Regions from separate parts of the Homo sapiens genome. Here region 2 is linked to region 1. Evidence: chromatin loops called from intact Hi-C (ENCODE). Cell type or tissue: heart right ventricle. All regions are shown on one strand.

Region 1 (2,500 bases):
CATCTCTTCGTATGGGTGGATACCTTCAGTAAGTGGGTAGAAGTATTCCCATGCCAGACAGAGAAAGCCTCTGAGGTAATAAAAGTACTAATCAATGAGATAATTATTTGCTTTGGACTGCCTAAGTACCTCCAGAGTGATAATGGTCTCGAGCTTACTGAACCACAGGGCAATTTCCTCCCACACTCAGCAAGGAAACACCTGAGTTAAATAAAAGAGCCATCCCTGCGATATTTAATGTCACACCGATGCCCATTGCCAGGTTACCAGATATAATTTGGAGAGTCTCATGCCATCTCTGCCTTTAGCAACCTGGTCAAGTATCTGCTGGACTTCTAGGCCACAGAAAGATGGCCACAGAGGGGTGAAGAAATAGGCTGAGGGTTCTTGGGGAGAAAGACACAGTGAGGCAGTAGGAGGTGGGGAAGAAAAGAAGACGGACTTTCACAATGGAATTAGGCACTGGGGAGAGATCAATTTCCCCACGTCAGGGAGAAGAAAGTATAGGTGGGGAAAGGGGTGGCCAGGAGCAGAAGGAAGAGGACTCAAGATGGAAAGGGAGCCGCTGTGCCTGTGGCAATACCACTTGGAGAGGTCGTTTTCATACCTTCAAGCCTTTTCCCCTGGGGTTTTGATTGTGTGGGTGCCCCATTTCTTGTCCTCTCTGCAGATGTCCAGTGAGATTTCCTCCTCCTCGTGCTGTTCTTGTGTGGCTTTCTGGGCAGTAGGGATCTTGAATTTCCTTTCTAACACTACGCCCAGCAAGGCGGGGAGCATTCCTCTGCCCTTTCTCTTGTGCCAACCTGGAAAGGTGCAGTCTAGATTTCAGTGAGAACCCTGCCAGCTGAGCCCTGTGCATCTACTACCTTGACACAGGGTGTTTTCCCACCAGAAGCCCTGCTGTGCTCTCCTGGCCCAAGTAGGGGATTCCATGCCTTCCCTTTCATGGTCTTAGCACCAGCAGCCTAGTTTCTCCCTTCCAGAGTCTCCAGGGATGGCAAATGTAAGTGGAGACAAACCTCGTCAGGTGCCCATCCCCTAAAAGGTTAATTGTGTATACGTGGCTGTGGGTGCCTTTGTGTTTTCATTCTCTTCCGCTTTTTGTTAAATTTGGTTGTCTGTGTGGTTTTATACTTGGTCAAAAGTACTCGTCTTGGTGATGCACTATTGTATGCATGAGAGAATTGGGGGAATGCGCATGTGGTACAAGAAAGAACCCCTGACCCCTTTCCTTCTCTGTGGTCCCCGGCATTAGATTGGGGGTTCTGGGAGAGGCAGGTGAATGTCCTAATGTGAATTGTTCGGTTTGTAACTGGAGTGTTTTGAAGTCTTTGGTGTTGCTCTGAGAGAGGACATCGCCACCTGGTGTTCATGAGGTGTCTGTGCAGAACAATAAATGGCAAATGAACAACCACAAAATTGTTGCTGTTGTTAACCTTCCGCCTTTTGTAGATTAGTGCACCTATTCTGTGAGGGATTTGGGTTGTCTTCCTGAGGGCAACCACAAGCCCTACCACTGGATGCGGGAAAAGTCCCTTCAGCACCCACTTAAAAAATATATCTTCCACATTGTTCTCACCCACACATTTGACCTGGTTAGACTCTTCACCTAACGGAACAGACAATATGGCTGGGAAAATAAGTAAGTGAACATGTGGGAGAAAAACCATCGTTAAAATTGTGAATGTTCATTTTTAAAGGTTCCTTCGCCTGACTACAATATGAAGTATGTTTGAATTGTTGCTTCTGCCTGTTGTTTCTCAAATAAATGTTTAATGTTAATCATCTCAAAACTGACAAGAACACAAAAATAAAATGTAAATGCAGAGCCTCCTTTGTCACCCAAATCTGTGTCTATTTCTGATAGTCCATGGAATGTGGTTTTCTTGGAAGCCAGGGTTGGTCTCCCCACAGACCCTAGCCTAAGGTTACCAGTTAGGGACCCAGGACTTGGAAGGCAGAGCCTGTGAGCTCTTCCATCAGGGATCTGACTCCGCAAAACGACTTGATGAATGCAACTGGCAAACTCCCATGTTCGGACTTCATATGCATGAGCCGTTGGACAGAGGGTTTCTTAGTACATACTTTAATGCATATTTATGTGCGATCTTGTTAGTGGGAATATAAGTTTGTGAAGAACTTCTCATTTCAATAGGCAGTTAATGCATTAAAAGTCTGGGAATTTGGGGCTGTATTTTTCCTTTCTGACTCAATAATCTTCAAAGAATTCATAGGAAAGTCAGTATTTGCAGACAAGTGGTTAACTTGGCTAAAACGTACAAAACACTCAGAACCCACAAAACACTCAGAGGTTTAGAAGAACGTTTTAATGCTTAAGAGGCAGAGTTAAGTAAAGGGGCTATAGAAATCAGTGTCCTTGGCTGGGCAGTCAGGAGAGCAGGGCTCAAATTCTGTGACTCACTTCTCTGTATCTCAGTTGGAAATGAATGGGTATCCTGGTTCCCACCTTCCCACACGCTGTGATACTTCAGACTCCTTG
Region 2 (2,500 bases), 59 kb before region 1:
GAGAAAGGTCTGGAGACTAACTTCACTGGCAGTGGGATGTTAACAAGAGCCAGATCTCTGCAATGTTCTTCTCCTTTACTTTCATGGTGGGTGAGATAATATGAAGGAATTCTTCATAGAGAGGAAAGATTATGGTCAGGACATGAGGATTCAGGAGCAGTCGGTGTGAATCCTAGCTCTGCCACCATCTTGCAAATTGCTTCCTTTCTCTGGGCTTTCATTTTCTCACTTACAAAATTAGAGGATTATATTAAATTTGTGGATTATAAGCATTATTCAGCTGTAGAGCCTTTCTTTTCCCATGTAAGCTTACATGGAAACCAAAAATATAAAACATATGAAAGAAGAGCTCCCTCGGTTGAGCAGGAAGCAGGGCGCCAAAGCCCAGAAGTTCACTTCCTCCTCACCTCTCAGAGCAGGCCTGGGATCCCTGGAACACAATTTGAAAACTGCCAGTCCGTATATTCTCTTATGGTTTCTTCCATTTGAGGCATGATAATTATGATGAGAAGAAGTTTTCCAAGCCACAGGATTCATGGGATAGCTGAAGTAGCATGATTTCCTTGAAAACAGGAAATCAGAGTCGCCAAACAGTGGAGCAAGGGTTTTCAGACCGTACTGCATTCTTCCTTCTAGAACCTTTCACCTCCTCTTGGGTAAGTTGTCAACAAGCAACACCCAGCTGTTGTGTGATAAGTGGAAAGATTGCTGGGCCAGAAAAGAGTGCTTTCATTAACCAGCTGTGAGACATTAGCAAATTTTTTCCCCACTGGGAGCTCCAGTTATTTGCTTGTAAACAGAGGAGAGTGGGTAGAGCAGTCACTAAGAGATCATGGATAGCTCTAAAAATGTTGTGAGGTACAGTCAAATTAATAATGTACTCCTCCCCAAATTTGTTGAGCAAATACTGAGTCAGGCACCAGTTGCTTTGTCATGAAGATTATAGAGTCATTCAAGGACAGACATTGAACACGATGCACTATGTGAAAGGGAAGTTCAAGATGCTGAGAGAACGTAGCAGGGAAGTGAATGTGGCCCTGGGGATCAGCATGGCCCTCCAAGACAGACGGAGAGGGAGATGGAGATTCAGAGACAAAGAGCCACACGTGGAGACAGAGACAGAGAAACAGAGAGAGAGAGAGACAGACAGAGATATGGAGAGAAACAGAAACAGACACAAAGAGAGAGAGACAGAGAAAGAAGAGACAAAAACAGAGTCAGAGACAAAGATAGACATAGAAGAACAGAGAGGAATGACAGAGACAGAGATAGAAATAGACAGATATATAGAGATAGAGACAGAGATATATACAGAAACAGAAAGACAAAGAGATAGACATAGAGACAGAGAACAGAAACAGAGAGAGAGAAAAGAAACAGAGAGATAGACCACGGATAGAGATACAGAGACAGGGAGACAGAGATAGAGAGACAGAGTGAGTCATAGAGACAGATAGAAAGGCAGAGACAGAGACAGAAACAGATTGTTTTCATCCATTTTAAATTGCTATAAAGGAACACTTGAGGCTGGGTAATTTGTAAAGAAAATAGGTTTAATTGGCTCACAGTTCTGCAGGCTTTATATAAAGCACGGCACCAGCATCTGCTCCTGGAGAGGACTCAGGAAGCTTTGAATCATGGCAGAATGCAAAGGGGGAGCAGGTGCATCACACATCGCATGGCGAGAGTGGGAGCAAGAGAGACAGAGAAGGTGGATGTCCCAAACTCTTTCAAACAACCAGCTCTCAGGTGAACTAACTGGGCAAGAACTCACTTATCACCAAGGGGATGGTGCTCTTCCATTCATGAGGGATTCGCCCCCATGATCCAGTCACCTCCCACCAGGCCCTACCTCCAACATTGGGAATCCCATTTCGAAGGGAGATTTGGAAAAGACACATATCCAAACCATATCACAGATAGAGAGACAGAGACTGAGACATACTGAAAGAGAATGGAGATAATGTTGGGAAGTCTAGGGTGACTACAGATTACAGAGGTGGCTGTGGTTTGAGCAGAGGCTGGAGAGACAGGTATAGGAGTGGATTTTATCATGCATTGTATATGATAAGAATTGGGGACTTCATCAGTTAATAAAAGGTTTTATTCAGGAGAGTAAAATGATACAATTTCTCTTTTATAAGATCCCTCAGGATGTTCCATGGGGGTGGGTTGGAGTCATTTTGTGTATCATTGCAGTAAGTTCCTATGGCTGTCTCAACAAATTATCACAAATTTATTTTCCACCTATCAGGGATTGCGGGAGCAGTTAATAAGGAGAGGGATGGATGTTTTAAAGTCTACCACTGGATTAAGCCAGGTAAGAAAAGTCTGACACACAACAGTGTGCTTGAGGTCAGAAGTCTAAAATTAAGGTGTCTTCAGAGCTGCATTCCCTCTGGAGGCTTCAGAGGAAAATCTGTTTTCTTGCCTCTTTCAGCTTTTGTATTCTTAGCTCACGGCCCCTTCTCCGTATCATTCCAAACTTCTGCTTCTGTCG

Evidence for each region. Peaks named below come from ENCODE experiments on the same cell type or tissue, not always from the same donor. Only the 100,000 strongest peaks of a DNase experiment are listed, where the experiment ranks them.
Region 2: a loop joins it to region 1, with 2.7 times the contacts of the local background. A loop is called at or near these places in 14 of 110 quality-filtered maps.

The regions. Positions count from the first base shown.
Region 1 is chr11:59,283,355-59,285,854 of GRCh38, forward strand. No RefSeq gene overlaps it. Among named protein-coding and RNA genes, the nearest start is that of MPEG1, 72 kb to the left of the region's middle. In heart right ventricle, CTCF peaks have their summits at 1,373 (motif pointing left) and 1,572; a DNase peak (open chromatin) is centred at 1,337.
Region 2 is chr11:59,223,872-59,226,371 of GRCh38, forward strand. No RefSeq gene overlaps it. Among named protein-coding and RNA genes, the nearest start is that of MPEG1, 12 kb to the left of the region's middle. In heart right ventricle, no CTCF peak of the experiment used is centred here; DNase peaks (open chromatin) are centred at 653 and 1,043; H3K27ac peaks cover 1,658 bases.